Regions from separate parts of the Homo sapiens genome. Here regions 2 and 3 are each linked to region 1. The links are chromatin contacts, found by Hi-C or POLR2A ChIA-PET in ENCODE. All regions are on one chromosome and are shown on one strand. The core of a region is the stretch at or near the end of the contact, and the rest is flanking DNA. Distances in the headings are between cores, read along the strand shown.

Region 1 (3,362 bases), core at 575-3,074:
GATTAAAATGCCCATATTGAGTTGGAACAAAGATATGCCACCATGAGACCCAGACAGCTTGATGGGCTGGCTCTCAGCAGAGATGTGCCCCACTCCCCAAACCCAAGCAGTGGGACCTAGGGGATTTGGGGAATCGGAGAGAGTGCATAAGATGCAGGGTCATTCCTCCGGGAGTGGCGGGAGAAAGGAAGGGGCCCCTGCCACTGGGATGGCAGGACCACCTGTTCACCTGCTCTGCTGAACAGTTCCCATTCTCCCACCCAAGTTCTGGCCAGCAATGGCATCAAGAGACTTTTGTGGGTGAACAGAGTTGCCCTCTATAAAACCAATCGCAAAGTATAAGGAACAGCCCTCTATAAAACCAATCTCAAAGTATGAGGAACACTCCTCAAAAGATGATACGTTGCTAGGGCTGGGCCCTAGCAACATATCATCTTCGATTTCACCTACAATCTTCTTGACCATATTTACATTTTAACATGTACAACACTTTAGGTACAGACACTTCTATAAAACTGTTAGAAGTGCAATGAAAATCAGCACTTCTTTTATTTGTCCTAAAATTATTTTCCTCAAACCTTGTACTTATGGTTTTCATGGAATTTGTGTGACCTTCCCTCTTTTAACCTCACTGGGCCATTTCATTTGCACAATGAAAGCTTTGATCTAACAAACCTCCAAGGCCCCCTCCAAACGCTAATGACTAGGATCTCACATCCCATATTCACCTTTCTAATACATCACTTTCATACTCAACCTTCTCCAATCTCACTTTTCCAAAAGATCCTTGTACTAGTGATGACTTTCTAGGATGACCATTAGTCCATAAGATGCCTTTGCATGAATCAGAAAAAGATGCTTCCTTCCTTCAAATGGACGCAGCCTGGCCTCAGAGCCTTGAGTCATTCAAGGTGTTACCTGGCAAGCCCTTAACCTTAAATATCATTGCAATCTTCAGAAGAGCCAGCTTCAGCCCATGAATGCAACCACCCAGGAGAAAAAATGCCTGAAGGAGTCATTCTGGTTTTACAGGTACAAATGCTGTCCATAAACACACACACACACACACACACACCCCCCCACACACACAGAAAAACCCACGAAGATCTTTCTCTTCTTCCCTCTGCCCTCAACTTTTCACTGATGCTTTTCTTTAAGGGCAAATAGTTGCCAAGGTCTATAACTGCAAGCTTTGCAACTCCCCGTGGGAGCCAAGCCTGCCAAGTGTGGTGCCTCAAATAGCAGCCCCCAAAGCTGTGGGGTTCACTGAGTATCATTCAAGACAGAAGCAGGAAAGCATGTGTGTGACCACAAGACCTCAGAAAGGAGATGGGGCTGTACAGAGATCCTGGCTGGATGATCAAGTCACTAAGGTCAAAGGTAAGGGCAAAGACTCAGTCAAGAGAAACAACAGAGCACCTTCAGCTCATCAAAAAAAAAGATTAATGTATTAATCGGAACACTAAGCATTTCTCCCTTGAGTATTTTCTCTTCCTATTTACTGATCAAATCTTTGTGAATGAAAGCACAATCCTCTTACTGGATCAAGAACGACACATACACAAAAGCCCCTCAACTGAAAAATCAAGTCGGGCAGGTCATGATTTCACCTTTATGTGAACAGGATGCAACCACAAAGGCCTGGATAGGGAGCTGGTGGCGCAGCTCCCACCAGCGTCATCGTTAATAAGTAAGCAGCAGCGGCCTATGCAAAGCTCTCCTCGCCCTGGCAAGCACACTGACCAGGTCTGAGCAGGCACGACCCAGCGGTGCCAAGAAAGCACAAGGTCTGGGGCAGAGCAGGAGGGAGGGGAGGTGTCTGTGTGCTGCCGAATGAAGCTCAAGTGGCTGGATCCAGCTCCGAAGGCCAGAAGCTCTAAGCAGCCCCTTCTACACCACACCACCCACTTCCTAATGTTGTTTTTCCCACCGGCGGTGGACTCTGACTCTGGGTGGCCTTGGGGGTCCTGGAGCTTAAGACCATGCAGAAGCTGTCACTCGGGAGACCAGAAGTTCAGAAGTAGGAGCTGCAGCCGCCTGGGTCTGTGGTTCTTGGCTGCCCCGAGAGGCAGTTCCTCTGCTTGGGGAGAAAGCAGGGTCTTTGTGGCAGTGAACAAGGCTGTCCTCAAGGAGAAACGGGGCCAGAGCTGCTTTGTTTTCTCAGGAAGGCCTGAATCATTAAGGAGAGAGCAAGCTCTCGAGCACACAAGATGAGAACAAATCAGCCCCGAGAAGCGGGGAAGGGTCTACTGAATGGGCCCTGGGCAGCTGGCCTGGGAGGTGCAATGTTGGAGCGTCTCAACCGGTCCAAAATAACCACACCAATTTGCACACGAATAAGCAAACACAAAACCCCAAAGCGAGGACATTCAAAACCGAAAGCAGCTGCTAATCACCTGTTTAATTTTTTTTTTCTTAAATTAGCTGCAACGAAGAATTTTCAAACTCTCAAATACAATACACGGCTTAACATTTTCATACACCTGTAAAACCAGTAAGTTAAATCCCATTACAAAAGACTCCAACTTATAAAGGAGCAGTTCAAATACAGTTCTTATCAAATATAAACAATGGAAAATGATTTAGGCATAAAACATCAGTCACTGGAAATTAACATTTGAAAAAAATTTTTTTACATAAAAACCATCTGTGTATTGAGATGGTGCACTCTGCTAAACCACAGGCCTAATTAGGAAACTAGGAACCAAGGCATTACAGAGCAATGCATTAAGTTTTGTGTGTTTTCGTCTTTGGGGGAGGGGGGATCTTGCTGAAATCTTATCAATACTGTGTTGTTCTTTCTTCTCTGTACATCTAAAATGATGTCTATGTCGGATTGCTAAGAGTGCTTTTGGCTGACAGACAAAACACAACTTGTCTTAGTCTGGGGTGGTTCTCCCTGCTGACGTCCCCACCCAAGGATAATCTGCTTAAGAGTCCAACCAGGGCATCAAAGTTATCAAGAAGATAAAAATGAAGAAACATGCCCGCCAAAAAAGAAGTTATGCAAAGAGGGGAGATCTGGTATGTGTGGGTAGTAAGGTCCAGAATTAAACCTTTCTTTCCCCGTCACTCTCTTTCCTAAGCAAAAGATTAAAAAAGACTGGCCAGGCACGGTGGCTCAAGCCTGTAATCCCAGCACTTTGGGAGGCTGAGGCGGGCAGATCACCTGAGGTCAGGAGTTCGGGACCAGCCTGGCCAACGTGGCGAAAACCCAACTCTACTAAAAACAGAAAAAATTAGCTGGGCGTGGGGGTGGGTGCCTGTAATCCCAGTTACTTGGGAGGCTGGGGCAGGGAGAATTGCTTGAACCCGGGAGGCAGAGGTTGCAGGGAGCTGAGATTGTGCCATCGCACTCTAGC
Region 2 (3,362 bases), core at 517-3,016, 430 kb before region 1:
GGAGAACCAGGGGTGAGTCGAAGGAAGAAGTGCTTCAAGGATCAGGAAGGAGCTGCCCATCAACTACGTCAGTGTCGCTGATGGGTGGAGGGGAGAGGCCTGAGAATGAGCCACGGGATGAACGGTGTGGGTCATGGTGTTTTTGACAAGGGCAGGGAAGGTGAAGTGGGCACAGACAGTTGATTAAGTGGGTTCAAGAGCTAACAGGACAGGAAGGGAGTCACTGAGCGTGTTTCAAGAAATTTGGCCCTCTAGGGGAGGAAAGACATCCGGTGTAAGGGGCTAGCTGGAGGGAGATAGGGTGCAAGGAGTTTTTTTGTTTGTTTGCTTTCTTATATGGGAGATGTTTCAGCATGTTTGTAGTTAATAGATATCCAGTGAAGAGGGAAGATTTGAGAATGCAGGGCTGAGCTGCCCTAAACATAACTTTCCTCCCTTTTCTTTATTGTACAGCTTAGAGCATTGATCAATGTGTTCAGTAATTGTTTGTGGTTGATGTTTCTGTGAATATCTCTGGCATTTATTTCCCCTTTAGGCAAAGTTGCATGTCCCTCAAATGTGCCCATGCGACCAGATCAGATCCATTTAATGATGAAAATGCTTTGAAAAAACAAATCCCCTGACTTTTGTCTACCAGACCCTCTCAGTTGTTCTATCACTTAGTTGTAGAGGTGTCAGCTGAATCAATAATAATAAGCTACTATTATTGAAACCTTAGGATGTGCTTTACATGAATTATCTCTGTAAAACATCACTGTGATGCAGGTACAATTGATGATCTCAATTTAATGAAGAAACAGAAGCTTCAGAGGTTAAACCATATGTCCATAGCGGGGCAGGCGGTGCATGGTAGAGCCAGGTTCCCAACCAGCCCCCGTTGACCTAACCAGGACGCCCTAGAGAACTGCCCCCAACCCAGAGGGGCTGCGGCAGACCTTGGCCACTGCAGGCAGACTTCAGTACCGAGAGACTGCATCCTCTTCCCGCCCGTCTGGGCGACCCGCTGTGCCAGGAAGCAGCTCCGCCCCCTCCCCGACCTGGCTGTGCGACACCACCCGGGCTCGGGCAGCAGGGGGCGCTCTGCTGTCACGAGAGGCGGACCCAACGCGCCGAGAGCCTGGCTCCCGGACTGCGACGACTCCCTCCCCCGCCACCCACACCCCCAGGCTCTCCCCTTCCTCATTCTGCATCAGAGTTTGCTGCTGCTGCTGCTGCTAGCAAAGCTATCTCTATGGAGATTTGTGAAAAACCTCTGCTCTGGTGAAAGGGTCGTGGGGTAGGGGCGGGGTAGAGGTGGGGGGTGGTGGCCCATGGTTTCAGGGTGTTGGTGTTAAAATAGTGGGGACCCGGTGGGGACAGCAGGCTAAGGCCCTCGGCTATGCCCTGGGTCTGGCAGGTGGTAGGTGTCTCGCTCAGCTCCTGGAACGGGTAGATCCGCTGCGGGGCAGGCACTCAAACATCGCTTTGTTTCCTAAGTTCTTTCTGAGCAAGCTTCTTTCTAAGATCCCAAGCACTAGAACCGCTGAAATACAAATTCCTAGTTGGGAAAATCAGATTCCCGTATCTGCAGGGATGCAACAAAGAAGGGCAGCAGTGTCCTGTGGCTTTGAAGTGCATGTCACATGAAACAGGGCGAGGAGGGAAGCAGGTGGCATTAATCCTTCCCCGCCCTCCTCCGCCCCTTCTGCGAGGACACCACTGGCCATTTGCTGCCCTGGTAGCGGGGGAGGCACAGCTGGCCAGGGAGGCCCCAAATCAAAAGGAAGCCATGTGGGCTGGGCGCGGTGGCTCAGGCCTGTAATCCCAGCACTTTGGGAGGCCGAGGTGGGTGGATCACGAGGTCAGGAGTTTGAGACCAACCTGGCCAACATGGTGAAACCCCGTCTCTACTAAAAATATAAAAGTTAGCAGGGCAGGGTGGTGCGTGCCTGTAATCCCAGCTACTCGGGAGACTGAGGCAGGAGAATCACTTGAATCCAGGAGGCGGAGGTTGCAGTGAGCCAAGATCACACCGCTGCACTCCAGCCTGGGCGACTCCATCTCAGAAAAAAAAAGGAAGCCATGTGGTGGGTGCCTGAGCCTGGCGCCACCACAGCTGCTGGCTGCATGTGACAGCTCCAGTCCTGACCAGAGGGCCTCAAGTCGCATGGGAAGGAGGGGGTGGGGACACAGCTGCTCCCACCCGGAGCATGGCCCTCCTTAGCCCAAGCTGGGACCCACAAGCCCAGACCCAGAAGCAGAGATGTGAGGGAGGAGGAGCCGGATGTTTCCTCTTTCCAAAAGATTCCAGAATTGGCTTGGCTGCGTGGCCCCTTGCCCCTGCTGACAGCCCCCACACTTCCTGATTAAGTCTGGCTTCCCCAGGTGGCTGCTGCCCAGGACTCCCAGATGCAGCTGTGGGTGGCAGGAAGCAACCAGTGTCCTGGCATCACCCCAGACACAAACCTGGTCCCTGATTTGACAGCATCGCGTTGCCCTCCACCCACTGATGTGGTTAGAGCCACACATTGAGGGGCACAGAAAGCCCCCTCCTGCTGTGAGTTCTTTGCATTTTGCCTTTCCCTCTTGGAAGCAGCCAGTCCCAGAGCTGTCCTGATCTGTTTAGAACTACAGCTATTCCACCCTGCGCCTGCCAAGTGTAGCTGTACTTCCTGTGGACTAGATCTAAACAAACACAAAAATTCAAAGTGCGACAAGTATCAATCTCCTATCGAATGCGAAAAGTAAAGGAAGCACCTCACCCTCAAGGGACTTGTAATCTAGTTGAAGAGACGAGATCCAAATACGTGGGGAGTTCAGTATCTGGGAACAGTGAACATATCAGTTTCGACTACAGAAGAAGAGATGTCACAGGTCCCTTTGTGATTAATTATCAAGTGAGTGGTTCTGACAGTGATTGCTCCCCTTGTCTAGGGGAGAGAGGGCGTGCTTCAGGCTTTTGTGGTCAGGAACACTGGACTGGGGCAGGGGGCAGGGATGGTGCTGATGGGATGGAGGCCTGGGTTTGAGTTGCTTCTTGAAGGCTGAATGCATCAGAGCCTATAAATAGAACTCATGATTCTTTTTGCTTTGGAAAACATACAGACTAACCATCCTTTCTAGATTAGTGCCTGATTCCAGTTTACTGCCCTCCCGTCATCAGGGTGCTCAGAAAATGTAATTTGATAAGTAAAAATGCCTTTTATGAGAACCTATAATGTGCCAATTATTGCACAGTGTACATTACAAAAATTATTTCTGGTATTTTTTAGCAACACTTATTGGATGGCCATCCCCTACCCTAACCTACAAATGAATCAAATGGGGCTCAGAGAATGTAGGTATCTTTCCTGAGGTCACACATCCAGGTCAGGCATGGCGAA
Region 3 (3,362 bases), core at 236-2,735, 350 kb after region 1:
CATCCGATTTTCGCAGTTATTCAACTTTCTTTTGTTTTCCCTCAGATTTTTAGAATAAGTCCTTTAAAATTTCCTTCCCACACAGCATCAAAAGGGGGAAGGGCAGAGGCCTCAGTTTCTCCCTACACAGAAGGGGTTGGAGTATATGGTCTCCCCGTTATGTAATTCCCTGGCTCCATGATTCTCTATGGCACACCCATCCTTGACTCTTCTGCCAAGAGTCCCCAGGAGGCACAGGCAAGGTGGGTTATCCTAAAATGTCATTTAATCAATGAAAGGGGAAGTGGTTTGGGGACGACTTAACAACAGTCTCCAAGGGCTATTTTAAGCCTGTCCCCAACTGATCTGTTGTTCTATATGTGACAAACCAACAGGAAATGGGCCTGAACTCTAGTATACAGAGCGCGTGGTTGGCTTGTTCCATGCCTTCCTACCAGCCTCGTCAGGGACTTCTCTCTAGGGCAGGCTGAGCATCCCTCATTGGAAAATCCAAAATGCTCCACAATTCCAGCCTTTTTGAGTGCCACCATGAGGCCACAAGTGGAACATTTCACACCTGCCCCATGGGCGGCTGCATTCAAAATGCAGGCGCACAACACACAGTTTATTTCTGCATCCCCAAGGGGGTTACAGTACAGTAACCTTTTAATCAAAACACAGCATTGTAGGTAGAGACCGAAAGCTGCTGTTGCTTGCTGTTGCTGTTGTCTAGCAGCTGACACAGGTATTCTGGTCATGCTACTGTGCTGCTCAGTTACTCTGAACACACAACTTTTCCACTGTATTAATGGTATGTTGTATTTCTTACTGTGAAGTACTTATGTGTGACTACATGCAAGAAAAAGATTGCTTATCGGCAGCATATAAATTTGGAGTCAGAAATGATATGATGCCTAACAACCACAGATTGGTTGAAGAGCCATGGGTGGCTGAAATAGCCACCCTTTGCTCTCTAATAACTCAGTGCACACAAACTTTGCTTCATGCACAAAATTATTTAAAATATTGTACGAAAGTACCTTCGGTCTATGTGTATAAGGTGTATATGAAACATAAATGAATTCCATTGCCTAGACTTGGGTCCCATCCCCAAGATATCTCATTATGGATATGCAAATATTCCAAAATAAAAAAAAAATTAAAAATCTGAAACATTTCTGGTTCCAAACATCTCAGATAAGGGGTACTCAACCTGTAACAGTGCTTGCTCTAAGACGTTCTAATTTTCTTTCTTTTAGTCAATATTGAAGGTACTCAGATCCTGAGAGCCATAAATAATGCCCTCTCCCTCTGTGCCCTGCTGCCTTGTTTGTTCTCCCTTTAGATTAAGTCTATTTGTTTATTTATTGATTTACTTTTTGAGACAGAGTCTCACTCTGTCACCCAAGCTTTCAGGCTCAATCAATCCTCCCACCTCACTCAGCCTCCAGAGCAGCTGAGACCACAGGCAGGCGCCACCGCGCCCAGTTGATTTTTGTTCTTTTTTGAGACAGAGTCTCACTCTGTTGCCCAGGCTGGAGTGCAGTGGCGCTATCTCGCCAGCTGGATGCAATGGCACTATCTTGGCTCACTGCAACCTCTGCCTCCCAGGTTCAAGCGATTCTCCTGCCTCAGCCTCCTGAGTAGCTGGGATTACAGGTGCCCACCATCATGCCCAGCTAATTTTTGTATTTTTAGTAAAGATAGGGTTTCTCCATGTTAGCCAAGCTGGTCTCATACTCCTGACCTCAGGTGATCCACCTGCCTTCGCCTCCCAAAATGCTGGGATTACAGGTGTCAGCCACCATACCCAGCCTAGATTAAGTGTCTTTTGAGAGTGGGCTGCTTTCTCTGGCTTCTTAAAGGAAGCTACTGTCTCTTCTCCTCACTACTCATTCATTTTCTCCAGTCTTTCCAATCTGGCTTCTGAGCTTGCCACCTCACCAAAATATCTCACCAACGCAGGTGCCAAGGACATCGGTGTAAGCACATCATCACTCACGTTTCAGCCCTTCCCCTGAGTTCTCACTTAGCACTGCGGGCCCCTCCCTGCTTTGGGGATGCCACGCATCCCTGGTCTCCCTTCTCACTTATCTGGCTGCTCCTTTCTCAGTCTCATTTGTAGGCTCTTCTTCTGCCTTCTGTTCTATAGGCAATTCAAACTCAGCTTGTGCAAATTCCCTCCATCGCAAACCACAATGCTGGAGCAGAAACCTGCAAGCCACCCTTCAGTTCTTTTCTACCCCAAATGATTACCAAGTCCTGCCAATTTTCCCTTCTTTACACTTCACCAAATCCATCTACTTTCCTCCTTTCTGGATTTACCTGACAGCCTCATTGATTGGTCTTTGGCCCCAGGCTTGCCCCATGCCCTCTACTGCTAGAATGGTATTTCTTGGACAAATCTGTTAATTTCACTCCTTTGCTTAAAACCCCTGCTTGGTGCCCTACTGTCTGAACTCCTTAGAGTGGTATGAAAATTCCCCCTCTGCAGCCACCTCCCTCCAGTGTCCATTCCAAGTCCTCGCTGTCTGAGGCTCCTGTGGACCTTGTATTCACTGCTCTCCATGCTCCCCACCTCCTCCTCTTTCCTTAAATCACTCCTACGCATCACGTGGGGCACAATCTTCCAGATCTGCATGCCTGGGCAGGGCACCCTTCCCTGGGCCAAGCCAGCTGTTGACAGTCTCCTTGCCTGTCTGTCTCTAGACCACAAGCTCCTTGAGGACAGGGACTGGGCACCACTCACCCTTGTGCTCGCAGTCTCTAGTGCTAATAGCGGAATTTTGTTAGGAAACTCAAAACACTCCCAAGCCCTAAGTATTTCTTTTTTAATTTTTCTTTTTTTTTTTTTTTTTGAGACAGGGTCTCGCTCTGTCACCCAGGCTGGAGTGCAGTGGCATGATCTTGGCTCACTATAGCTTCTAACTTTCAGGCTCAATCAATCTGCCCACCTCACTCAGCCTCCTGAGCAGCTGAGACCACAGGCATGCGCCACCGTGCCCGGTTGATTTTTGTTCTTTTTTGAGACAGAGTCTCACTCTGTTGCCCAGGCTGGAGTGCAGTGGTGCTATCTCGGCTCACTGCAGCCTCCACCTCCCGGGTTCAAGTGATTCTCGTGCTTCAGCCTCCCAAGTAGCTGGGATTACAGACATGTGCTACCACACCTGGTAAATTTTTGTAGAGACAGGGTTTCGCCACGTTGCGAAGGCTGGTCTTGAACTCTTGAGCTCAAGCGATCCACCCGTCTCAGCCTCCCAAAGTGCTGGGATTGCAGGCATGAGCCTCTGTGCCTGGCCTAATTTTCATATTTTTTGTAGAGACAAGGTTTCTCCATGTGGCCCAGGCTGGTCTCAAACTCCTGGGCTCCAGCAATCCACCTG

What was found. Hi-C counts contacts between places; a loop is a spot of excess contacts on that map. ChIA-PET counts read pairs that join two places held with the same protein, here RNA polymerase II (POLR2A). Pooled maps may share reads with other maps.
Region 2: a pooled map shows a loop between it and region 1 (3-fold over the local background). The contact joins two enhancer-like sites. A Hi-C loop is called at or near these places in 1 of 50 pooled maps. POLR2A ChIA-PET finds 5 or more read pairs at or near these places in 2 of 52 experiments (WTC11 and activated T-cell).
Region 3: a pooled map shows a loop between it and region 1 (9-fold over the local background). The contact joins two enhancer-like sites. A Hi-C loop is called at or near these places in 1 of 37 single-sample maps with no recorded cell type and 3 of 50 pooled maps. POLR2A ChIA-PET finds 5 or more read pairs at or near these places in 1 of 52 experiments (Panc1).

The regions. Positions count from the first base shown.
Region 1 is chr17:57,355,918-57,359,279 of GRCh38, reverse strand. The region is part of intron 5 of MSI2 (musashi RNA binding protein 2); the gene reads right to left. Among named protein-coding and RNA genes, the nearest start is that of MSI2, 100 kb to the right of the region's middle. Within about 2 kb of position 1,824, at least 23 of the 41 ENCODE cell types and tissues checked have a DNase peak (open chromatin) inside an H3K27ac peak, as active enhancers do.
Region 2 is chr17:57,781,160-57,784,521 of GRCh38, reverse strand. No RefSeq gene overlaps it. Among named protein-coding and RNA genes, the nearest start is that of CCDC182, 38 kb to the right of the region's middle. RefSeq lists a silencer at 962-1,141. Within about 2 kb of position 1,766, at least 6 of the 41 ENCODE cell types and tissues checked have a DNase peak (open chromatin) inside an H3K27ac peak, as active enhancers do.
Region 3 is chr17:57,002,350-57,005,711 of GRCh38, reverse strand. All of the region lies in intron 12 of SCPEP1 (serine carboxypeptidase 1), which reads right to left. Among named protein-coding and RNA genes, the nearest start is that of SCPEP1, 26 kb to the right of the region's middle. Within about 2 kb of position 1,485, at least 3 of the 41 ENCODE cell types and tissues checked have a DNase peak (open chromatin) inside an H3K27ac peak, as active enhancers do.